Regions from separate parts of the Mus musculus genome. Here all the other regions are linked to region 1. Evidence: chromatin loops called from intact Hi-C (ENCODE). Cell type or tissue: left cerebral cortex. All regions are shown on one strand. Region 1 overlaps Clip1 (CAP-GLY domain containing linker protein 1). Region 2 holds the start of Zcchc8 (zinc finger, CCHC domain containing 8). Region 3 overlaps Vps33a (VPS33A CORVET/HOPS core subunit). Region 4 overlaps Bcl7a (B cell CLL/lymphoma 7A). Region 5 overlaps Mlxip (MLX interacting protein).

Region 1 (5,000 bases):
GAGCGCATGCTTGTCAGTGGAACTTGGAACTTGGATGGAGGTGGAGAGGGAGGAGAGAATGTGGAAAGGATTCAGAGTTGACTTCATGAGGAATGCCATGGGAAGGGCCTCCCGCCTGGATTTCCTCCACAGTGTAGACCCTTCACGGCCTGGTTTGTGTGCGCTGTGGCTGGGCTGATGGCTCTCACCCTATGTGTGTGCTGCTCAGCCCCACAGACTCTGAGAGCAGTCTCAGCCGCGCAGTCTGAATTCCCTAGATGGTGCCCGTGCTGTCTCCTCACCGTGTCTCCTTGTGCTTAGGCTGCTCAGACTGCAGAAGACGCCATGCAGATCATGGAACAGATGACCAAAGAGAAAACAGAAACGCTGGCCTCCTTGGAGGACACCAAGCAAACAAATGCAAGACTACAGAATGAAGTAATCAGATTTAAGTGTCTGTGTGTATGTGTGTGTGTTCCAAGCTTCCTGACTTCGTGGGATGTTAACTTAAAAAGACTTAACTCAGGAGTAGTCTTTGTTTGTTTGATTGTTTTTTGTTGTTTGTTTTGAGACAGGGTTTCTCTGTATAGCCCTGGCTGTCCTGGAACTCACTCTGTAGACCAGACTGGCCTCAAACTCAGAAATCAGCCTGCCTCTGCCTCCCAAGTGCTGGGATTAAAGGCGTGCACCATCACCACCCGGCTAAGAGTAGTCTTTTTGAAGTGTGGACTTTTTTTTTTTAAAGATTTATTTATTTATTTATTATATGTAAGTACACTGTAGCTGTCCTCAGACACTCCAGAAGAGGGCCATCAGATTTTGTTACAGATGGTTGTGAGCCACCATATGGTTGCTGGGATTTGAACTCGGAACCTTCGGAAGAGCAGTCGGCACTCTTAACCACTGAGCCATCTCGCCAGCCCGAAGTGTGGACTTTTAAAGTTTGATCTGTGTTAGACCTGAATGTACACCATGCTATGAATCTAGTACTTGCTTAGTAGCACTAAACTTGTAAGAATTCATGGTGACACTGATGCATGCCTATAAACCCAGTCCTTGGGCGGTAGCAGTGGAAGAATTAGGAGTTCAAAGCTGGTCTGGGCTACGTAAGATCCTAAAAACTAGTGAAAAAGCCAAAGGATGAAGAGGAAGCCCCCATATGTGGTTGTCATAGATAACTACTTAGTGGTGGCACTGTGAGAGTTTTATAGCCTTCCTTTTATCCTACACAGTTTCCCCTTCAACTTTCTTCCATTTCCCCACCCCTGTAAAGGCTTTTTCTTGGCTTGATTCAGTATTTACATCCTTTCGTGTCTTCTTGAGCGAGTCATTTCTGGAGCTCGTCAGGTTATTTCTGTTCTGTCTACACATAGCATTTCCCTTTGGATGTCACTCTGATGCCCTGTGCCCATCTCCCCAGCTCACAGAAATTCTTCCCAAAAAGCTATCTGAGGTGGGATGTGAAGGTCTAGATAGTTTCAGGCGCTTTTTAAAGTCACAGGCAAGTAAGACATTCAGAAAGTAGTTCAAAGGAAGGGACTGCCAGGTGGAAAAGCTACGTGAAGACTAAGCCCCCATACAAGGCTGAAGGTCAGATCTTCCAAAATGGACATGTGGAGGTAATTTGGGTAAATAAAAATTTACAGAGAGTACACCCAGGTTTTGAGCATTTCCCTGGAGGAAGGGATCCGGCAGAATTGTGTCTTCCCTCAGGAAGTCTGTTACTACCAGATCACAAGGTAGACGAGCTGTTTCTTGGGCCTATTACAATGCTTTATTTCCTTCAGTCATACATCTAGGATATTAAAGGACATTAAAAGGAATGTGGTAGCCGGGTGTGGTGGCGCACGCCTTTAATCCCAGCAGAGGCAGGCGGATTTCTGAGTTTGAGGCCAGTCTGGTCTACAAAGTGAGTTCCAGGACAGCCAGGGCTATACAGAGAAACCCTGTCTCGAAAAACCAAAAAAGGAATGTGGTATGTTAAAATTAGCATGGTACTTTCTGGACTCCTGGTTGATGGCATACGATATGACAATAGGAGGCATCTCCCTCCTCTGGCTATAAGACATAAGGATATAAAGCCCAGGTTTGCTAGCCTGCCTCCAGAATCACACCTTGTATAGTGGATGGACGGAATAAGCTCCATCCATTCCAAGAACTCCAGCCACCAGCCAATGCTCCATTCATGAAATGCCTGACTTCCCCACTAGAGGGCAGGCGTTAAGAAGGCTCCTGGACAGTGTGTGGGAGGAATGTGTGTGAGAACACGTCACTCTGGCAGCATGGTGTCTTCCTCTTCACAGAAATTGCAGATGGATTTACCCCCAGCTGACAAATGGTTGATTCAAATAAATAAGCTTTATAAGTTTAAAACTGACATTGGAAAGATCATCTCCTATATTACTGATGAGTGAGGAGAGAAAAGGGCTTTCCTGCAGGATTGCAAAGATTGATCCTTGAGACTGTTGATGCTTGACAGTCTACTAAGAAGTAGCCTTTTAAAGATGGGCTGTTTTGAAGGGCAACCTCAGGTGAAAATACTGAGAATTTTACAAGAGAATAACAAAGCCAGACATGGTAGTGTACATTGATAACCCCAGCCTGGGGAGGGGGAGGAGGTAAGCAAACAAACAAAAGCACACATGACTAAAGGACGCTCTGCCTTGACACACACTGGCAGTTCAGGTTGGCATTTTGGCCAGGTGTACAGGAAATGAGTGAAGGGGGAGGAGATGCGTGCGCAGTTCATAATCAACTTGTCGTTCGTATCTCGTCTCCTGATGACTCTCCCTGCCGCTTACACATGACTAATGTCATCTATTTTTAAATACATATCTTTGTGAATAATTTATCCAGCCATGTCACTGAAAAATGAAATGATTTCATCCATTTTCTTTCTCTCTTGGTCTTTAAGTTGGACACACTTAAGGAAAACAACTTGAAAACTGTGGAAGAGCTGAACAAGTCAAAAGAACTGCTGAGTGTAGAGAACCAAAAAATGGAAGAATTCAAGAAAGAAATGTGAGTTTGTCTCTTCTGAGGGGAATTTTATGCTTTAAAAGAAAAGCAATATCTGAAAAGACTAGAAAATAGTTGTCTATCGGTCACCTAAAATGTGTTCCCCATGAGCGAATTCAGGAATCACCCTTAGAACCATGGCTAAGTTGAAGATCAAAGGAATCTGGGCTAGCTGCTGAATTAAGACACACAGAGTTCACTGTGACTTTCCAACTAGATGACCGGTTATGTACTAGAGTGAAATTTGAATGTTTATGTGATAGCTGGCCATAACATATGGATAAGATCGTAAGACCTTTTATTAACAAATACTTCAAAAGCTCGACATGGTGGTGCACGCCTTTAATTCCAGCACTTGGGAGGCTGAGGCAGGTGGATGGATCTCTGTGAGTTCAAGGCCAGCCTGGTTTACCTAGCAAGTTCCAGGACAGCTAGGGCTACACAGAGAGACCCTGTCTCAAAAATAATTAACTAAAAATATCAAAATGAATCTTTCAAAACTTTTTTTAATAGGAAAAAAGTCAGACATGGTGGCATATGCCTATAATTTCAAGTACTTGAGAGTCTGAGACAGGATAATTACTGTGAATTAGAGGCCAGCCTAGGCTACATAGTAAATTCCAGGCTAGCCTGGGCTACAGCTGCATTTAGTAAGTGATGGCTGGGGGAAAAAATGAGCAGCTGAGTTGAAATCCCAAGCCCCCACTTACAAAGATGAGTATGGTGGTGTATACCTATAACTCCAGAGCTTCGGGGCAGAGCCAGGAGGGTCCCTGGGGTTTGCTGAACATCTAATGTAGCTGCAACAGTGAACTCCAGGTTCAGGAGAGACCCTGTCTCCAAACATGAAGCAGAGAGTGACTGAAGAAGACACCCAGTGTCCACTAGCCTCTATCCACATGTGCACCATGCTCACATATGTGCTTGCACACACACACACACACACACATGAATAAGAAGATACATATCAAACACAAGGGAAACTAGCATTTTAGTTACATTCAGAGAGGGGTGGACTCAAGAATAACTTAAACAGTTTGTCCCTTTGTGACACAAGTAGTTAATGCTACCTGGCTGTGGGACACTGAAGTGACTTTAGTTCATTTGTGTCACAGGTCTCCAATTGCTGTAGTGTTACTCCTGAGCTCTCAGAGCACATTAGGTGGTACTGGGGGATGGAGTAGGGGTGGGGGCAGAGCCACAGTGGACCTAACCAAGAGAGCCCTTATGTTTAGATAGCATTCTCGTTCCACATTGATTACTTAGGACTCGTCCTTCAGTAGTCTGCCCACTCAATGTGGTGAGTCCTCACTGATCACGCGCCATCGCCCTTCCCAGTTGGTTCAGAATTAGCGCCACACCCACAGAGAGACAAACTCTGGCTCAGTGCGGTTGTAAAGTGCGTGCTTAGTGCGTGTGAGGCACTGAGTCTGAAGCGGGAGTTGGGGAGAGGTGGTCTTCATAGCTGGATGTGGTGGTGCACGCTTGTCATCCCAGAAAGCGGGAGACCAGCAGGAGGATCGCTGTCAATTCCAGGTCAGCTCGTGCTGCCTAGTGAGGACCTGTCTCACCCCCACCCCCACCCCTATTGTCTTTGTGCCCTGCCTCATGCCTGTGGAAGGAGTGGGAATCGGAGACAGTGGGGCCAGCCACTGTCATAGCAATGGTGGCCTATCTTTCTTCTGACACTTACTTCCCTGAGGGAAGTGGTTGAAATGACAGAGAAGCAGGCCCTGTGCCAGGGCCGCTTTAGAGTCTTTCTGCCCACCAGGCCTGAGGAAATTCCCTCTTCCTGTCAGTGACAAGGCACCCCATGGCTAGATTTTAACTTTGCATAGAAACTGGTGGAAGGAGGCCTGGGGGGTTGATGAAAAGCCCTGGCCTGTGACTCTCTGTCCTCTGCCCTAGGCTTGGCCACACTTCAAGGCAGGGACGTCTGCTCTCAAAGGGCTATGTGACTGGAATGGTACTTCCTGGGTTGTTGTGCATTCCTGAGTTGCATT
Region 2 (5,000 bases), 110 kb before region 1:
ATTTTTCATTTTCATTTTTTTCCTTCTATCTCTTAAAGGGAAAAGTCAGGATGTTTGCTGTAGCTCAGGCACATCTCAAACACTGTCTCTGAAGATGGCCTTGAATTCCTGTTTCTAAATATGCCACCTGATCTCAGCCACAGGAGGAAAAGCAGAACAGCATTAGAACCAACCCATGCGGGGCTGGAGGGATGGCTCAGCGGTTAAGCACACTGACTGTTCTTCCAAAGGTCCTGAGCTCAAATCCCAGCAACCACATGGTGGCTCACAACCATCCATAATGGGATCTGACGCCCTCTTCTGGTGTGTCTGAAGACAGCTACAGTGCGCTTACATATAATAATAAATCTTAAAAAAAAAAAAAAGAAAGAAAGAAAAAAGAGCTAACCCATGGAACTTGGCCCACCGGTTAGCACACCACGATAGGTGTGCTGAGAACTACATGTTTTGAGGACTCCGTGGTGGTGTGGAGGTTTCACTCTGCTTGTTCCCCTCACAGTCATCTCATCCCTCATAATCTAAGAACTGTAGGAAAACTCTGAGGGGCTTCCAACCACTCATTGGGCAGTGTCATTGGCACTGTTGATGAGTGATGTTTTTCAAGCAATGCTGCTGAAACAGGTTCATGATTCAACCCCCACCCTCAGAAAGAACTCGGAGATGTAAATTGTTAGTATAAGTTAGGTTAAGATGTTTTTGCTAGGGACTGGAGAGATGACTCAGAAGTTAAGAGCACTGGCTGCTCTTCCAGTAGACCTGAGTTCAATTCATGCCACCCACATGGCAGCTCACAACTATCTGTAACTCCAGTTCTATGGGACCTGACACCCTCATCCAGCCATACATGAAGTGAAACACCAATGCGTATAAAATAAAAATAAAATACTAAAAAAAAAAAAAAAGTTTTTGCTTTGATATATAGGACTTTGGGGAACAATTTAATATCCAGACTGGTATACTTTTGAAAGTTGAACCAGGAATTTTTTTGAGGTCAGGGAACAAGAACAATGGTAGCTGAGCTAGTTCTTAGCTTATGTGGCTTTCTTGCTAAGGCTGGATGGGTCATCAAGTGATAATTACTTGTATCTATTTTTACCTTTATCTTCCTGATATAATTTGATAAAAAAAAATCAGTGAGTGGGTGTACAACTGAGGATTTAAAGTAGGAAGGTGGTGGTAGCTTAAGTCTTTAAACCCAGGACCTGGGAGGCAGAGGCTGGTGAGTTTGAGGACAGCCTGGTCTACAGAGCTAGTTCCAGGACAACCATGGGTACACAGAAGTTCCAGGTCAACCACGGGTACACAGAAAAACCTTGCCTCTGTGTGCATGCGTGCACACACACACAGACACCATACACACACACAAGCTTAGATTTCTGATTCTAAATACTCTTTTATAAGATTATTTTAAAAGATAAATAATTGATCTTTTCATTATAACTGCAAATTGTAGCCTGGTAGTACAAGAACTGGCTGAGAAAAAGTAGCTTGCTTGCTTACACTTAATCTATTATAATTTATTTAATTTTTTTTTTCACTTATAATACCTAAGACTTTCAATCTTGTAAAAGGTATGGTGTAACATGCTGGGTTTGGGGGGGGGGGTTGTTTGTTTTGTTTTTGGGGTTTTTTTTTTGCTTGTGTATTTATTATAATCATTCACTTACAAAATGTAGCCACATTGTAATCTTTGTACTACTTGGGAGATTTTGCTGGAAGATATAAGTTATGGGAGAAGTAATAAAGTTGTTGACGCTTGTTGAAGCCTTGCTTCACCGTGTGTGTGTGTGTGTGTGTGTGTGTGTGTGTGTGTGTGTGTGTGTGTTTGTGTCTGTCTGTCTGATTTACATTAATATCATCAACCCCTCCTTGGATCACTAAACGCGCTACAGGAGCTGGCCTCCAACAGAGACCATAACTAACCTGACATTATTTGTTACAGGTTATAATTTCCGGTGATTTTAACATGTGATGACGAAAATATCCATTCAAATCCAGCGGCATATGAAAGTAGAAACATAATAAAGGGTTTTCTGGTTTTTCTGTTTGTTTCGTCCCTGATAGGAGTTCATGAGAGTAGGCAGTGGAATAACTTCATTTTTCATTCATTTACAAATGAAACAAGCAAAATAAAGTGGCTTGTGTCTGAGAGCACATTTATCTACGGCAAAGGTAGAGTTCCTGTCTTCTCTTTTCGACGCTGGGGAACCGCACCACATTTTGTCAAAGCCATGTATCCGGCTTTGATTCCTTCAGCTTTAAACGCCTAACGGGGACAATCCATATTGTTTTAACTCATTCAGAACCGTTTTTTTAAAAAGAGCAATCCCAGTGTGCAACGCAAACAATGAGTCCCGTCGCTTAGAAACTACATATCCCAGAATGCCACGCTCTGTGGCCCATTCGGAAAGAGGCATGAGGGCGGCCTTGGCATTCTGGGAGTTGTAGTCTCCGTCCAGGACCCGCCCCTAGACGGCTTTGGAGGCCTGTGTGTGGAGAAAAGCCTCCAGGGAGAGCGGCTCTGGCCTCCAACCTTCGCCCCCTGCCCTCCAAGCTTTCCCACAGCCCAAGATGGCGGCCGGTGTGGATTTTGGCGACCTAGAGCTCTTCGAGGCGTTTGACCCACCAGAGGAGTCGACGCCGAAGCCCGTTCACACCCGGTTCAAGGACGACGAGGAGGAAGAGGACGACGACGACGACGAGAACGGGGTGGGCGATGCGGAGCTGCAGGAGCAGCTCCGGCGCTGCGAGGCCACCATCGAGCAGCTCCGCGCCGAGAATATCCTTCCGGCGCGATGGGCCGGGTGTCACTTGGCACTCGGGGTCTGGGTGGCGGCGGGCGGGGGACACGGCGGAATTTCCAAGAAGATTAGCATTCGAAGTCCTTCCTCCCGCGACCTGGCGGGCGGGCGGGAGTCTCGGTCCGGTTGCAGAAGCTGCATCCGCGGCCCGCGCGCGATCCCTTCCCCGCGAGCGTCCTCCAGTGCACACCACCCTGGCCCCCCAACTCAAAGCTGCTCTCAACTGTTGTGACACTGGAGACACTTCTCTCCCGGTCTTGGAGGTCACCGTGTTTTCTAACTTTGCGTGCCAAGCTCGAGAAGAGACGAGTCGTAGTGTAGTTGTGCGTTTGAAGGTGCGGGGCGTCGCAGCCGGGGAGTGGGATGATTTGTGGAGGGACGAAAGCTACGAGTGCCCACTGTGATGGAGAATCGGGGCGCGGGGGGGACGACCTTAAAGATTTAGCATGCGAAGAGACTTGCTAAATTGTCCAGATCGTTTTGATTTCTTGAGCTAACTTGCCTCCCGGTGCTCCGGGAAAAACGCGCCAAAATTCCCTTTGACTTTATTAACGTGATTATAACGTTTGTGGGTTTGCTAGTATGTTAATTTCCCGTTCTTAGGTAGTTTTGGTTCAGGTAACTTTCCTTTTGGAACTTAGCCTGAACCCTGAGCATGGTTGTTATGTCAACTTTTGAAGTTCAAGTCTGATTTTTTTTTCATGAAACCATTTTCCGTGACACACTTTATTATGAAAATTTATAAAATACTAGAGAGTTGAAAGGATTGTGTATTTCATATCCGTAGGGGTTCTCTCACATTCTTGCAAACATTTTGCTATATTAACTTTATCATTTATCTTTATGCTTTGACGTGGAAATTTTTCTTAATTGCTTCAACTTGTTCCGGGAACACCGCGGTCTAACTGAAATTTTTGGTTCATCTCTTAGACTGTTTCTGAACTCCAGGACCATGTCTTAGAATATATGTTCAAAGAGATGAAGACCTTATTTAATGTTCAGGTCCAGTTGTCCTGCCCTCGGCAAAACATGTACCCAGTGTTTTTCCTTCAAAGTACTGATTACGGGGCCTTCCTTTACATTTATGTCATTTGGATAACAAAAGTGAAAGTTTTAGTGGTTGGTTGTTATGTCCTGAGGACTGATATTCCTTAACCAGTAATAACATCAAGAACTTAAAAGAAAGTTGAACATTCTGACAAGACCCAGGTATGACATCTTGAAATTACACACGAGCTGCCTCTTGGCTCTCCTTCTCTAGTCACAGCATCCTTGTAGAAAAAGGAATTTTTGTATCATCCACAACTCAGAATCCAATGAAGAATTCAGTAACGGTTCTTTATTGTTGACTTAGGGGTATAAAGGAATTCTGGTAAGTGGGTTAAATGTCTAAACAGACTTAGTGGGTCTTTTTCCTCAATCCAGAAATTTTTGCTTGACAATTCAGAGAAGCAAGTTAGACCCAGCTGTTCATATTTAACACATTTCTGGTAAGATAAAATAAGTTTACAGTTATGTTAGCCGATGATTTCTTTACAGCTGTTATTATTACTGTTGTTATTATTGGTGGTGGTTGGTTGGTGGGATTTTGTTTTGGACAGGCAAGGGTGGGTTTACTGAGACAGTGTTTCTCATCTTGTAACCCAAACTAGCCTGGAATCCACTGTATGTTTACACTGGCCTTAACCTTATTGGTTTTTGTTTGTCTACCTTGAAAGTGCTGGGATAACAGGAGCAACCACACTAGCATTAAATATTTTTATTAATATTTGTAAAGTACGTATTAAATATTTTACAGTTACAGACAGTGCAGGTAGAGCATTTTTTGTTTTGTTGATACAGTCTTCTTGTAGCCTAAGCTGGTCTCTGGTTACAGTGTGGCTCAGGGTGACTTTGAACTCTTGGTCCTCCCGCCTCCCCTTCCCTAGTACTGGGATTACACCTAGGGCCAAGTCTGGCAAGGCACAGCACTTTAGAAGAAAAGGAAATATGCTTTTGAGAAAGTATCGAATGCAGGAGGCATGTATTCAGACATCTGCTTATAACAGTTACACTAATGCTGGCATCTCCATATGATAGGAATTTAACAAGTTACTAGATTAATTTTTTATTTATTTTGTTTTTTGAGTCAGGATTTTACTTTGTAGCCTTGAACTCCCAAGTCTTTGCATGAAACTCACTTTCAGTATACCAGGCTGG
Region 3 (5,000 bases), 81 kb after region 1:
GGGCGCATGTTCCTTCCTGCTCCTCTCTATGCTCTTAATCCTAAAGAAGGGACAAGCAACCTGGATGAAGGGATGATGAACTGGGCATAAGAGACAGAGGCAGGAGGATTGCTGCAAGCTTGAGGACAACCTGGGCTCCATAATGAGTTTCAGGCCAAAGCTCTCCCTTCCAGAAATAAAGGAGATCCTGTTTTGGAATTTTTAAGTCTCAAGTCTTCATTTTCTGGAAATGGCTAAGACTATGGGTCTGATAGCCCTGGCAACCACATGACTGCACAGACATTAAAAGCAGAGCTGAGGGGACGAATTCAAAAAGAGAATCAGAATTCTGACCACTGATCCACAGTGGCATATTCTAGAAGATGTCCCATGCCCAGGACTGTGGTTTTCTGTTGAATTGGAAGCCAGCATTGTCCAGTGTGTGCACTTTCCTGCAAAGCACATTTGTGTCTCCAGTCTCTACCGAGTTATTCTTAAGGCGAGCTTTGTTTCCTTCTGAACAACTAAGAGGTTCGAAGGGGCTTCTTGGCATAATGACATTTCTGCTCTCTGCGTTAGCCATGACTGTGCAGGTCTCTGCCCAGAAGGGACTGATCAAGAGTGAGCTGAGCGCCAGGCAGCCTCTTCCAGCTAACCTTCCAAAGGCACTTCTGAGCGTGCATGTTGGTAACTCCTGGACTCACCAGGGTAGGCGCTCCTGCCGGGACTTCTGTTTTCCTCCATGTCCTCCATGGGCAGTTCTTCTGTTCTTTCAATATCATGAAGCTCTGTCTCCGTGGTAACTGCCACACACAGCTCTCTAGCCCTCTAGCTGTACTCAACTCTGCACACCCCCTTTCCCTGAAAATACTCAGGTGGTCAGTGCACTTCGGTCAGTGTCAGTCACAAGAGACAAGCAGCACCAGTGCTCAGGGAGTGGAGCACGGCCGGAAGCAGAGCAGGCATGGCCTCCTGATCATCTCAGCATCTGAAGGAGCTAAGAGCACCAAGTGGGGGACCACGTTGATGGCTTTCCTGTCATCACTCAAGACTCCAGAAAAGCTAGCCTGTCTCAGCCGGTCCTGGTCCTTGCCCAGGTGCAGTTTCTATGGTTAATATTTTCTTCTTGTTTTTCTCATGTAGAATCAGGAGCAATACACTGCACATTATAAGTAACCAGAGTTGGGTATTTAAAAGAAAAAAACCTAGGAATGTAGGATGGCAAAGATGATATTTGCTTCTCGTGGCGTTAATTCAGTATTGGGAGAGTCAGGCGGTGTGGGGGGCATTCCCAAATGGGAAATCATTCTTAACTTAGAAGACTCTTTTTCAGATTCTTGTTACTCCAGGGAGACTAGTTTTACCTTTGAGCCCCAGCAATGGGTAGTTTCAGCTGCCAGGGGCTGCAATCCACCTTGTCCTCAGTGTTTTCCACTCTAGGGATTCAGGACAAGTCTGTCCACGTCTCCTTGGCGTGGGTGTTTGTCCAGTGAACAGACACTCAGTTCTAATCTCATGTGTCTGCATTTGTTTCTGAGTCTATATTTGCTTTCTCAGAGCATAGCAAGGTCAACTCCTAAAAATGTACCCAGCAGAAGACCTTTTTGAAAAACCACACACTTGCTTCCTCTGTATTCACACACAAAGTGGTGGTATCATACATTATGCCCTGTGATGTAAGTCCCCTTAGTGCTCAAAGCTGCCTTTGTCTCTTAAGAGCGTGCACTGAGAAAGGCTGTGGGAACGGAAGGCTTATTCTCAGACAGGGTGGTTTGTTTACCCCATGTCTGGACTTGTCCTGAGTCTGAGGACCACTCTGCTGCACTGCCCGTCCTGATTAAAGACGTCTCTGTAGATGCTATTTTCTGTCTCAATTTACACATTCTTTCATCACCTTAAATCTAAGAACTGGGTACTCTAATGGATTGATAGAGACCAAGAGAGACGTGGTCAAGGGAAGATTAAATCGGGACATGTGTGGAGAACCAGGAAGGCCTCCATGTGAGCTCTGTTCCACTCGAGCTCTGCTTGCACTAGAGGTGGGTTGTGATTATCAGGGCGTGCTGGTCTGCTCTGTTCTCCGTTGTACATAGAAGGTAGCTACAAGGACACAGTGGCATGTCTTTACCGCCACCACCAGGAGCTAAGGCAGAAAGATTGAGAACTCAAGGCCAGCTGGGCTAAACAGTGAGACCTTGTACAAAAAAAGCTATGGGGGAGAGGGATTTGTTTAGCTGTGTAGTCTGCTGCTTAGCATGCTCACAGCCCTAAGCTTACTCCTCAGCAACACAGAGAGAAAAAGAAAGAGGCCCTGCCGGCCTGACCCTAGGAGGAAGTGTTTGTTTTCTGCAGACTTGAATTCCAGCAAAAATACATCTGTTGTCGAGTCAGGGTCTTCCTGTGTAGCCCAGACTGGCCTGGAGTTAAGTCCTGCTTCAAACTAGTAATCCTTCTCTCATACACTACATCCCAACCATGGTTCCCTTCCCCCATTCACCCTACCTCCCCTCCCCTCTGCCCCGTTCCACCCGCCTCAACTCCCCTCAGAAAAAAAGCCAGTCTCCCAGGGACATCAACCAAACATGGCATAACAAACTACAATAAGAGCAGGCACACACCATCATCACATCAAGGCAGAACAAGGCAGTCCAGCAGGAAGAAGAGTGTCCCCCGTGTAGGCAGGAGAGTCACAACAGTCCCCGCTCCCGCTATTAGGATTCTCCTAAGAACACCAAGCTCCTCAGCTGTAAGGTATATGCAGGGGACTTAGGTCAGACCCCTGCAGACTTCCTGACTTGAGTCCTAATCAGTTGATTCCGTGGGCCATGATCTCACGCTATGCTCCGACCCCTCAGGCTCCTCCAATCCTTTCTCCCCCTCCTCTGAAGAATGCCCGAGTACCTCCTAATGTGTGTGTGGCTGAAGGACTCTGCATCTGCTTCAGACAGCCGCTGGATGAGATCGCTCTCCTTTCTTTGGTGACGATTCTGCTAGGCTCAAGTCCTAGAACACTCTGCAAGCAGGGCAAACTGTGGGTTGAAGGTTTTGTGGCTGGGTTGGTGTCTCAGTCCCTTCACTTGAGGGCTTGCCTCGTTTCAGAAGATGGCTGGTTCAGATTCCGTGTTCCCCATACCAGAGTCTTTGCTAGGGTTGCTCCTGTAGAGTCCATTGGTTTCCACTGCACTAGGTTTCCACCTCGCCCCTGAAATGCCCCCCAATTCTACTCATTTGTCCCAGTATTTTCTCTCTCCCTCCCCCTGCCCCGATCCCTCCTGTTCCCAATCCCCCAACGCTCCCATACCCCCACCCAAGAAATCTATTTCCCCTTTCCAGGGAGATCCATGTGCCCCCAACCCCCATCCCTCCTCGTTGCTTAGTCTCTCAGGGTCTGTCGACTATAACTTTTACTTTACAGCTAATATTCAGTTATGTTAAGTACACACCATGGTTGTCTTTCTGGGTCTGGGTCACCTCAAGATGATTTCGTTCTAGTTCCATCCATTTTCCTGCAAATTTGATGATGTCATTGTTTTTTTCTAGCAGCTGAGCAGTACCCTAGTACATAAAGGTACCACACTTTCTTTATCCATCCTTTGGTTGAGGGGCATCCGGGCTGTTTCCAATTCCTGGCTGTTATAAATAAAGCTGCTATGAACATAGTTGAGCAAGTGTCCCTTTGATAGGATGGAGTGTCCTTTGGGTATTTGCCCAGGAATGGTATAGTTGGGTCTTGTGGTAGATTGATTTCCAATTTTTTGAGAAACCGTATTGACTTCCTAAGTGCCTTCCAGGTTTGCGCTCCCACCAGCAGTGGAGGAGTGCTCCCTTGCTCCTCATCCTCGCCAGCAGGAGCTGTCACTTATGTTTTTGATCATAGCCATTCTAAAAGGTGTAAGATGGACTCATTTCAATTTGCATTTCCCTGATGGCCAAAGATGCTGAACCTTTCTTTAATGCACAGGAAATTTGAAACAGCAAAATGAACTAAGTATCTGAAGCAAAGGAAAGAGGGGAATACAGACACAGTGTTGTCTCTAGGTTGTAAGTGGTACTTTCAGATCTGATGCATAGAGGACACCTTGCCAGACTGTGGAAGCAAAGGGCAGTATGGAAAAATTCTCATCATTTATAGATGGATTACAGTGAATTTTATGCCATGTTGTAGTTCTTTATTATTTATGTAGTGTGTGTGTATGTATAGTATGTTTATATATACATGCATGCATATATATACATATATATATACATACATACATACATACATACATACATACATACACACATTTACACTTGTAGAAACTAGAGGACAGCTTTCAAAGAGTTGGTTCTCTCCTTCCACCATTTGAGTCCTGAGGACTGAATCCAGGTCATCAAGCTTGAAAGCAGGCTCCTTTACCTACTGAGCCACCTTGTCGGCTCCCATGTCCTGTTTCTTAGCTTCAGTTAATCTATTGCTATAAAATACCCCAGCTTGCAGGTTTGCAGATTGCTATTAAATATAAGACACAGAACTGCCTTGAGGGATCGATCCATTTGAAGTGTGAGCGAGGAGGGAAGAGAGGCCTGTTTTGAACAACTTGGCCCTTTCATCTGTCACTCTGGTTATTGGGTGGTAGTATACATCCCGGCAGGCATCCTGTCCTTCTGGTGATGAGGCAGGACATGGAGCCCTTTAGTTGCCCAGGCCTCTGGGGGAGCAATTACTACTCCCTGGCTTCTTGAGCTGTGTGTAGATGTCCTGCCCCCGTTTTTGCCCAGACTTCGCCCAGGCAATAATTTGATAATAAGAGATCCTGATTACATTAAGCAGCCATTTGCTTCTGGATGATGATGTTATAAAAGGGTTGCCATCCACACTGCCTGCTTCTCAGAGGTCAATAATAGTCTTTATAATCGAGTACAAGCAGAAGGATGCGCTGTCTATTCCTGGTCACTTTTCCTTTGTTCCATCAGAACGGGAACATGTTCTGTGCTTTCCCAGCTGGCTCCTTCTGGGCCTCACCTTTGTCGTTGAATTTAGA
Region 4 (5,000 bases), 240 kb after region 1:
ATCGTTAAATAGAGAAGTGAGGGGAGGGGGATACAGCAGCAACACAAATGTAATCTTGGCTTCCGAGACAGTGCGCACACACTCCTGAGCTGTCGACCCACCTCCCAGAGGGCAGTCACTTGAAGGTTCGAGTGTTTCGGTTTCACGGCAGAGTCCGTCAAGTGTCTGCGAAGTTCCGCTGCCGCCGCCGCTCTAGGTTCTTCTTGGATTTGCACTTTAGTAAACTTGAAACGTTAGTTCTGCTCGCGCCCAAGAGGAGTCGCTTGGGCCGTGTTTCTAGAATTAAGCCTGCCGATGTACCTGCCATGAAACATGGACCAGAAGGTTCCGCCGGGCCGTCTACATCTCTTCTGAGTTCTGTTGAGAGGCTTCCAGCTTCATCTTTTTAGACGGCGGCACTCCTTCCAAATCCTTCCGGGAAGAAGAGAAGTGACTGGGGTCAGTACAAGCAGGGAGGGCCAGCGGTCAGGGCACAGGTCGTCTGGGGGTAGGTGAGGGGGGTGGGGAGGGGGAGGGGGAGGGAGAGAGAATTGTGCGGTTCTGACTGAACCCCATGAGCAGTACAAGTGTGTGGTAGGGATCCCAGACACACAGGGAACTTTAAATGTGGACCATGTTTCCCTGTCCGTACCTGTGGAGGCACCGGAGCATGAGGCTTAGTTCTGTGACCCACCTCTAAGGTGGCTTCCCCCAAACCCAGAGCTCTTCAACTTCAGGCTAACGGGGCAGACGCTCAGCTTTTGAGGAACGGACACATGGATACTATTCGGAGCAAAGTGGTCACAGAGTTCCTAAGAAGTCTTACGGCCACCCTAAATAAAGGTTTACCCATCTACGACCAGTCACCGTTGGACTCTCAGACCTTGCCTATCACCAGAGACCAAACTCCAGACAGCTAACCGGTGCTCCCTGGCCTTTCCTGTGTCTCTGTGTTATCACACGCGTGAAAGAAAGCCGGTGCCCGGACAGCAACCCACAGTTTCCTCTTTCCATCTACCATGCCCCTGACTCCCATTAGCAAGATCCACCTGCTGTACCTGTCCATCTGTCTGAGCTGTCATGACGTGGCCTCTCTACAGGTGTCACCCAACATCACCTTAAAAACTGTAAACGGCTCATGGAAACGAGGCTGCCAACCTTTGTCCCACTGACTTGAGAACACAAGCCCGACCTCTTAGCAATGCTGGGAGGTGAGCAGCTCCAGCCCCTCCCCCCATCACTGTCTATCCCAGCCTTCTCTCCAAGCCTTTTACACCCAAGTCAGCCCCTCCTTATGAGGTCAGCACAGGGCCTGCTAAAGACCTGCTCCTATTCCAGGCAACAGGGATATAGGGCCAGCCAGGCAGATAAAGATGGTCTCTTATTAAGTGTCCCACGCTGGCTTTGAACTTGCTATTCTACTCCTTCAACTCTCTGAGTAGTTGAGATTATCGGCAGGCACCTGCATATCCAGCTGACTAGAGCTGGATTGGAACCCGGGCTAGATTCCATCATATCTGCCTCCTGCCCCTGGGCCTTGGATCTGCACTGGACAATCCAAGAACGATGTTGATACTTGGCTGTAACACAGAAGGGATCTGAGCAGGGGCCGTATATCACATGCAAAATGCCAAACAATAATCGGGCCTTTAGGTTTCTGAGGTCATGTGTTCCTTAACCTTAAGGATGTGGGGTCACGAGCCGGGCAGTGGTGGCGTATGCCTTTAATCCCAGCACTTGAGAGGCAGAGGCAGGTGGATTTCTGAGTTCGAGGCCCGCCTGGTCTACAGAGTGAGTTCCGGGACAGCCAAGGCTACACAGAGAAATCCCATGTCCCTCCCGTCACCGGGATCCCAGGTGGCATACACAGGCTTATACTTGGAGCGGCTGCTCAGTGGACAAGCAGTGTTCTAACAGTCCAACAGGAAGCAGCACAACTCTCAACACACCGTGGAGGACCCCAGCCCCACCCCACAGAGCCCGAGCTGCAGGTACCTGAGAGACTGCCGACGTTTCTGCCGCTAACCCTGATTCTGCAGATGGCTGCCGTTCTGCCTTCTCGGAGCTGTTCACCGAGTTTTCCATCGAAGACTGTGAATTTTGCTCCTCGGATGCATCTGAGCAAGAAGCGAGACAACAGAAGCTGTTTTTCAGACACATGAGAAGCTGCAGCAGATGGGCCAAGGACTAAATATACCCAGATCTGGAAACTTTTGTGGCTGGGGGCTTCCAGAGCTGGATTGGACTAAAGCTTGGGAAGTTTCTGATTCATCAACTAGCCAAACAGTTATAAGGAGCCAGGTTACAAGTGGGCTCCCGGGTCTCCAACCCTTCTTCCAGGCATACCTACTCTCTGTCTAGAGATATTTAGCACACAATGCTGCCAGTGTCTGGCGCCCTCTGCTGGCCACCAAGTACTACAGCAATCATGGCTGTCGCCAGGGAAGCTATGGCCACAGAGACTTCACTAGGCTGTTGGAGAGAACTAGCCTTCTCCTAACTTCCCAAGAGTTACTTATTTTTATTTTATGTGGATAGGTGTAAGTGCTTGCATGTATGTCTGTGTGCCACATGTGTGCCTGTTGCCTTCGGAGGCCAGGGGAGAACATCTAGGAGTTACAGATGGCCTTGAGTCACCAAGTGCTTGCTGGGAACCAAACTTGGGTCCTCTGTAAGAGCAGCCAACGCACTTAACTGTTGAGAAATCTTTCCAGTTCTAACTTAAAAAAAAAAAAACAAAACACATTTGTCTCTTTAACATACATGTTTGCATGCCACGGTGTGCATACGGCGGCCAGAGGACCACTGGATGGCGTCTGTTCTCGCCTATCATGTGAGTTCTGGCGACTGAACTCAAGTTGGCAGGCTTAGGGACAGGCACCTTTACTGGTTGTGTCACCTTGCCGCTCCCGCATTTTTCTTTTGAGACAGGTCTCAAATATTCTAGGCCAGCCTCAGACTCTATTGGTGGCTAAGGATAACCCAGAACTTTGGGTCCTATGAACTCTGCCTCCTGAGTGCTGGGATCCACGGGCGCACAGATTATTTGGTGGTGAGGATCAACCCCGGGGCTTTGGGCACACCCGCCCTGGGTGAATACTCTATCAACTGAACTCCATCCCTAGCCCAGTGTTTCTCTTAACAATAAGGATGACTCTAAGTGACTTGAGCAAAGGCTAACCATTGATGGAAAAAAAAAAAAAAGCATAGCTAAACTCAACTGATACCTCACACCTCTAAGATACACAGACCAGTATTTTAAAGACCTTGGTTCCACCTTTCTAGATTGTTCCCTCATGTGCACATAGGTTTTTCCATCTCTCTAAATGGTGAGGGCACAGACGTTTGCACATCTTTACAAATTCTCTATATTACAATCTGGCTGAACAGCAGCCTTCTGTGAAGCAATCATTTATCTGATGATCGCTTGGGCTGTTATGCTCTATGACGTCTCCCTCTTGCCCTGTCTCACAATTTTTTTTTTTTTTGGCAAAAGGAAGGTAGAGGTTGGAAGAGGTGATGGGGGCTTGGAACTCTGTGGGTCACGGGAGTTTATCTAGAGATTCTAGGACACACAACGGAAATGCTTCCCCCAGATGCCACCCTGGCTTAGGTTGTTCACACATGGCCCAGATGACAGATCACCCTGACTTTATTTAAATTTGATTTTTAATCTTGAAGATGGGGTATATGCCCAAGCAACCACGGCTTACTTCCTGAGGCAGAGGAATAACAAAATACAGAATCTAAAAACTATATAAATGATATGGGCACACAGCCAGCAGCTGTCTAGAACCTGAGGCAGGCGGGCTACAGACAGCTAGCTACTCACAGGGCGGGTAGGAGCTTCAAGACGCTTCGGGTGTTCTGCTACTGTACCCAGACCAGCAACCCGCCTTTACGCGGTTGGTCAGAGTTTCTGTGCTGGGCTTTCTTACAATCCACATCTGAGGATGCAGAGGGAATCAGTTTGGAGTCAGATTTCCGCCTGGTGAATCACCGGACCAGTATTTTCTGTCCGAGATCTCAGCCTCCCCTATATAGACAAGGTTGACGACAGCCACCCAACCCTTTCCAGGGGCTGTGAGGGTTACCTGGGCTGGCACGGACAGATCCCAGTCAGGGAGGCTGTGAACCTAGCATTTGGAAGGCTGAGGCAGGGGGATAAAGGGTTCAAGGCCAATCTGGGTTACAATCTGTTTCAACAACTCCCACCCCCAAACACAAATTAACCCTTGATGGGAGTAACGGATGGATTATCTAGGACACAGACTCAAAATCTTTTCATTTTCCCTTGAAAATCCATGTTAACGGCAGTTCCTCAAAAACTTATATGACTTTTTTTTTTTTTTTTTTTTTTTGGAGACAGGTTTTTTTCTCTGTATAGCCCAAACTATCCTGGAACTTGCTCTATAGACCAGGCTGTCCTTGAACTCAGAGATCCACTTGCCCCTGCCTCCTGAGTACTACCACACCTGTCATGATCTAGCAATTTTACTTTCTAGTCCAGAGACCAGAGTTTTGAATACAAATGCCACAAGAGCACTGGGCGTGGTGGTGCACTGGTGCACGCCTTTAGTCCCAGCATTCGGGAGACAGAGGCAGGCAGATTTCTGAGTTCAAGGCCAGCCTGGTCTATAGAGTTAGTTCCAGGACAGTCATGGCTACACAGAGAAACCCTGTCTCGAAAATCAAAAAAACAAAAAACATGGGCTGGAGAGATGGCTCAGCGGGGAAGAGCACTGACTGCTCTACCGAAGGTCCTGAGTTCAAATCCCAGCAACCACAAGGTGGCTCACAACCATCTGTAATGAGATCTGATGCCCTCTTCTGGTGTGTCTGAAGTCAGCTACAGTGTACTTATGTATAATAATAATTAAATTTTTACCAAAAAAAACAAAAAAACAAAAAACCAAAAACAAAAACCCCCAAAACCCCAAAAAACCAAACCAAACCAAACCAAAAAAAAAAAAAAAAAGCCCCAAATGCCACAGGAGCACTATTCACAATGGTGAATTCAG
Region 5 (5,000 bases), 170 kb after region 1:
CCAAGGAGACAGGCTCAGGTTTAGGAGCAGGCACTATTTTGGGGGGCTGCTTGTGTCTCACTCCAGTCAAGGACACAGGTTTGGGGTGTATAAAAGTTAAATGAGGTTGGGGAGGTCCCACGGCTGGTGGCTGGGGTACGGGTGACAGTGCCAAAGCACAGGGGGATGAGGAGGGGGTTGGATGGTGTGCTGTGATAACAAGGCCCTGGTTCTGGCTGAAGGTGGTGGCAGAAGCATCATGGGTAAGGGTTGCAGAGGCTGTGTGGGTAATAACAGGGGTGGATTTGCTGACTCCAGCAAACTTCTGTGGCTGCAGGAAAGCTGGTGGAGTTGGGGGGTTTAGAGTAGGGGCAGGCGAAGGAACTAAGGGCAATGCAGTTGGAACAGGTGCTGGGGCGGGGCCAGGGGAAAGTAAGGTCATCGTAAAGACAGGGAGGAAGGGCTGTGGGACACTCAGTGGTGGCTCAGAGGGACCAAAGTCTGCAGGCTGAATAAACGGGTCCACCGTTTGGGATGTGCGTTCACAACCCTGGCCCTCTGTGGGATCCAGGGAGGGGGCTGCAGAAGATGTAATGAGGCTATTGGGCAGGCTCGCAGGAGGGAGAGCTGTATTTGGCAAGATGTTCCCCTAAGGAAGGAAGAGACATGAAGAAACAAAGCTACAACTTAATAATTATCTTTAACTGTTTAGCCCTACATAGTACAAAGCTTAACTGTGGACATGGGCAATGAGGGACCAAGGGACAGAAGTGCTATCTCCCGGGCCAAACTGCTAGGTAGGGGGAATAGACCTGAGTCCCCAGTGCCAGCAGGGCTCTTGTTTCCATTAGGAACTAATGAGAACACAGAGCTCAGACAAAGCTGGGTAGCACCCTCGGGATATCTGGTTTCTAGAGTCTAGTTGAGGTCTACCTACAGACCCTGGTATCTTCTGTTACAGAGCAGAAGCGGCCTAGGCCACAGCTGCTCAGGGTTCCCCCAGGACAGCATCAAGTATCGACTTCCAGTCAGACCAGCTCTTCCTGAGTGGAAAAGCTATGAGGAATCACCTGTACAGATCTCAGTCTCTAGAGAAGAAATGATTATCTGCACTAGGTGGGCGAGGTGCCAGGTTCCTGGGTGACTAACTGAATACAGCACGAACCTGAGAGCTCCCCAGGGCAGAGAATTATGCCCCACTCAGCTCTCAGCACAACACCTGCAAGTACCTTTTAGTAATTGCTAGGGAAAAAGTGAAAAAAATATACGACATATTTTTATTAGTGATCCATAATTTTCTTCTGCAACTAAACGTGTCTTAGGAAAGAGCTGGTGAACAAAGCTCACATGGACCTTACGGAGGAAAACAACTGTTGGCTTAGTCTTCCGCCTTGTGGGGAGTTAAGGATGCTTCCCCAGAGGGTTCTCTAACTTCTCTGCACAGGCGTGTATATCCAGCACTGGATGGAGCAGTGGCCCCAGCATCTGGCTAACTCATGGTTACAGCATTAGACTAGCTCTGGGTGTAAAGTCTGATGCTAGCCCTGCACCTGCCATGCCTGCTCCCCAGCTTTCTCTACCTGAGAAGGTGGGCTGCTAGGATCTGCGGCAGGTAATGATGAAGGAGGAGGCAACATGGAGCCAAAAATGGATCGGCTGGAGGAGAAGAGATCTGGAAAAGAACACGGGAGTCTTCTGAACTCCATGAACTTAGCATTTTCTGGAATTATGACACACAAACGGGGGTCTGGACCCAAACCCCGCCTCCCCAGATAACTTGTTTTGTAGAAAGAGGGCTCTGATTGGACCACTTGAAACACCAAGTGCTTCCAGGCAGAGCTCTGGGAGTCTGACCTAAATACAGAAACATTGCTGGGTGGTGGCTGTGTCACAGTGCCCTCTGCTGTCTAGTGGAGGAACTGCTGACAATCAAGGAAGAAAGCACTCACTGAGATGCCAACTTCCTTCCAATGTCCCAGGAAACTTTCCCAGGCTTTGCAGTTACTACCAACATCATTTTCAGTCTTAAAAACTTATAAGCCCCACCCCACTTTTACACCAATTTCCAACTGTTCTCTCTCTAACAAAGGCACAAGTCTGATATGGGACGAGCAAGGGAGATCCTTGCATGATACTACCCTCTGCCCTCACCCTGGAAAGGCTCAAAGGTGTCCATGAAGTCCAGGTTGGGTTGCAAAGGGATCAGGCCTGGCTGGATCATGTCTGCGTTTCCCAGATGTGCTGCAATAATTCCAAGTGAGAGAGGGGGACACTTTTACCTCAAATAAGGTCAAAGGAAAATATACTTTTAGTTCTGAACAGATCCTCCTGGTCCTCCTAAAAACGGTAGGAAGCTGGCTGGGATGTCTACATCCTCAGGGGTTTGTGGCTATTCTTAGATATGTTCTCTCTACCCTCGGAAGGCAGAAAAGACAGACAGTGCTGGGATCACCATGAGCTATGAGTAGCCTAACCTTCCACCCTGCTCTACACCACACAGCCCCATCCTTGTTCTCACTTTCACTTGCAGCTCTTCCCTGAGGACTCAAGACTGAAGGCCTCGGGTGGGGAATGCCATGTGCAGTAGTGCCCACCCTACAGCCTAGGCTTTGGTACTGACATATCCCACACTTAGGCAGTAACATAAATATAAAATGGGTTGGGATCAGAGCCTGCTCCTTTCTCACAGTGGGACTAAAGGAACAATGACCACCTCTGTAAGGCTTCAGTCCCAGGCTCCTCTTATGCAACTGCACAGGACCCTAAGATAAAGAGCTTGAACAATCTTTTTCTTTTCTTGCCTAGCCTAACTAAGTGCCACACAGCAGCTTAGAGGTGCCCTGAAGCAAAGCCTGGCCCAGAGGAATCCTCACTGAGAAAGAAGCCAGCTGTCCAAGGACAGAGACTACACTTACCTATTTCTCGTGGGTTGGGCCAGGCCACGGGTTGGTGTGAAGAGAGTGTGGAGAAGAGAGTGTCGCTGAATTCTGACATGAGCATGTCTGTGTCCAGCAGTGAGTCCTCCTCCATGGGGACTGGGGTTTTCCAGCCATCCCCATGTTTATGCCAATACAGCATGTCATCGTCCTAGCACCAACAGAGGAGAAGAAGAATCAAAGGGCAGTTGAATTATCTTCTCAGTCCTGGCGTGCATTAAAGGCTGCTTCTTGAAAAAAGCAAGAGGGTAGAGGCGTTGAGAGCTGTTCCCTTAACCCACCCACCAGAGCGTGCCGGCTTTCGTGGGCACTTGCAGGACCTCCATGTGAGGAGCTGGTCCTGTGTCTGGCCTCCCACTCCAGGACTCACTCAGACACGGACAGACAGAGCCGCATCTCGAGCTCGCTTACCTGGGCCAGGCTAGAAAGGTCCTCATCCTTGTGCTGCTGCAGCTGTGGGCAAAGGGAGCAAGATGAGGCAGCCACTAAGAGCTCCGAGATGCCAGACTTCATCTCCCTATATGTGAGTGAATTCTCTGGGAAGTGAGCTGGGGAATGGGATCCTGCTGGCTGCCATCCCATGGATGTGGGCACAAAGAAGGAAACAGCTCTTTTTATGACTGAGGAAACCACAGCCACTACTTGGTGCTTAAAATGTTGAATATTGCTCCATGTTCCATGACTGACGGGGCAGCTGTGGAGTCTCAGGCCACATCCTGAATATCCTCCCATCTTCCATCTCCTCAACCCCCACCCCCAGTCCAGAGCTTCCAGAACATGCTCTTTTGGGAGCCCTGGCCAGTATCTACCCTTTTCTTGAAGTAGGTTCTCCACTTGTGGTACTCTCGAATCACAATCTCAATGCGGCTTTTCCAGTACTTGCCCTCTGTGGTGATGGCCTACAACCAAGAGGCCAAAATGAAAAGCAGGTCTTGGATGATGATCAAATCACAGCCCATGAATACCCAGGATACATCACTAAGGTGGCCTCAGAGGGTTCTCTAGGTCAGAAAATGCCCATGTTGTTTGAGAAACTACAGCTTCACTCACTAAGCACACCTCTTCTCACACCCTAGCTAAAATGTAGGACCCCAGGGGTGACTCTGCACTGGGTACAGGGAAAGCACACAGTACTCAGAGAGCGTTGAAGGGATGCCCGAGGATGCTAAGGAAATTCACAGGTGGCCCACAAATGCCCCTTTCAGCAGCAGCTGCCATGTTCTCAAAGGGAGAAAATGAGCGCTGGTGAGAGGCTCAGTGGGTAAGGGTGCCTCTCATCCACCCTGAGGATCTCAGTTTGATCCTTGGGACCCATGTGGTGAAAAGCAAGGACTCTCAAAAGTTGTCCTCTGACCTCCACATACATGCTGTGACACATGCATACACAAACACACACACACACACACACACACACACACACACACACAAGTAAATAAATTTAATATACATTTTTTAAAATTTACTTTTAGGGAGGAGGTATAGCTCAATGGTATAGACCTTGCCTGACATATAAGAGGCCCTGGATTCTGCCCTTTAGAAGTACCAAAATAATAAGACAAAATAAAAATGAGCCACTTTTTCTTTAATCTCTTCTCATCTCCTATCTTTAAGTTTTTGTTTGTTTGGCTTGGTTTTTGGGGTTTTTTGTTTGTTTTTAAGATAGAGTCTCATGAAGTTCAGGCTGGCCTCAAACTCTCTATGCATCAAGAATGGCCTTAAACTTCTGATTTTCCTGACTCTCTATCCCAAATGCTGGGACTACAGGCTTTTGACACCATGCTCAGTTTGTGTGGTGATAGAAATGGAAGCCAGGGCTTAGTGCACACTAGGAAAGCACTCTACCAAGTAAGCTGTGTCTCCAGCTGATGTGGAGAAGCTTGGTTCTCCCTAACTTCTTCTAGAGTGGCTGCTTTGCTTGTGGTCCTGGGGATGGAACCTAGAGCTCTTGTTCTGAGTTACAGCTAACTAATTGCTCCAGAGCCAGTCCTTCCTGAGTAACTCTCAGAAGAAATACCAATTTTAAGTGAACGCAGAGAAGGAGGCCCTGTAAGGTCAGTTTGCCTAAGGATAGAATCTCTGCGGGCT

Evidence for each region. A loop is a pair of places that touch in the nucleus more often than their neighbours do. Peaks named below come from ENCODE experiments on the same cell type or tissue, not always from the same donor. Only the 100,000 strongest peaks of a DNase experiment are listed, where the experiment ranks them.
Region 2: a loop joins it to region 1, with 2.1 times the contacts of the local background. A loop is called at or near these places in 9 of 42 quality-filtered maps.
Region 3: a loop joins it to region 1, with 5 times the contacts of the local background. A loop is called at or near these places in 5 of 42 quality-filtered maps.
Region 4: a loop joins it to region 1, with 2.3 times the contacts of the local background. A loop is called at or near these places in 4 of 42 quality-filtered maps.
Region 5: it touches region 1 in a loop (3-fold over the local background); 21 of 42 quality-filtered maps call a loop at or near these places.

What each region holds. Positions count from the first base shown.
Region 1 is chr5:123,607,239-123,612,238 of GRCm38, reverse strand. It overlaps Clip1 (CAP-GLY domain containing linker protein 1), which reads left to right. Exons shown (of 24, transcript NM_019765.5): 16 at 301-417; 17 at 2,894-3,000. Among named protein-coding and RNA genes, the nearest start is that of Vps33a, 37 kb to the right of the region's middle. In left cerebral cortex, a CTCF peak has its summit at 2,187 (motif pointing right); DNase peaks (open chromatin) are centred at 2,198 and 4,346; H3K27ac peaks cover 786 bases.
Region 2 is chr5:123,718,502-123,723,501 of GRCm38, reverse strand. It overlaps Zcchc8 (zinc finger, CCHC domain containing 8), which reads left to right and starts at 2,458. Exons shown (of 14, transcript NM_027494.3): 1 at 2,458-2,779; 2 at 3,968-4,010. The coding sequence starts at 2,572. In left cerebral cortex, a CTCF peak has its summit at 339 (motif pointing left); DNase peaks (open chromatin) are centred at 2,432 and 3,089; H3K4me3 peaks cover 2,178 bases; H3K27ac peaks cover 897 bases.
Region 3 is chr5:123,525,942-123,530,941 of GRCm38, reverse strand. It overlaps Vps33a (VPS33A CORVET/HOPS core subunit), which reads left to right. Exons shown (of 13, transcript NM_029929.3): 13 at 1-2,185. Among named protein-coding and RNA genes, the nearest start is that of Diablo, 4.3 kb to the right of the region's middle. In left cerebral cortex, a CTCF peak has its summit at 2,124; a DNase peak (open chromatin) is centred at 1,657; H3K27ac peaks cover 315 bases.
Region 4 is chr5:123,366,429-123,371,428 of GRCm38, reverse strand. Bcl7a (B cell CLL/lymphoma 7A) reads right to left here. Exons shown (of 6, transcript NM_029850.3): 5 at 1,975-2,096; 6 at 1-411. The coding sequence ends at 340. Among named protein-coding and RNA genes, the nearest start is that of Gm23458, 8.1 kb to the right of the region's middle. In left cerebral cortex, CTCF peaks have their summits at 2,386 (motif pointing left) and 4,795 (motif pointing left); DNase peaks (open chromatin) are centred at 2,147 and 2,327; H3K27ac peaks cover 828 bases.
Region 5 is chr5:123,441,096-123,446,095 of GRCm38, reverse strand. It overlaps Mlxip (MLX interacting protein), which reads right to left. Exons shown (of 17, transcript NM_133917.3): 4 at 3,725-3,814; 5 at 3,327-3,368; 6 at 2,895-3,066; 7 at 2,131-2,220; 8 at 1,560-1,651; 9 at 1-628. Among named protein-coding and RNA genes, the nearest start is that of Il31, 39 kb to the left of the region's middle. In left cerebral cortex, a CTCF peak has its summit at 1,879 (motif pointing left); a DNase peak (open chromatin) is centred at 1,871.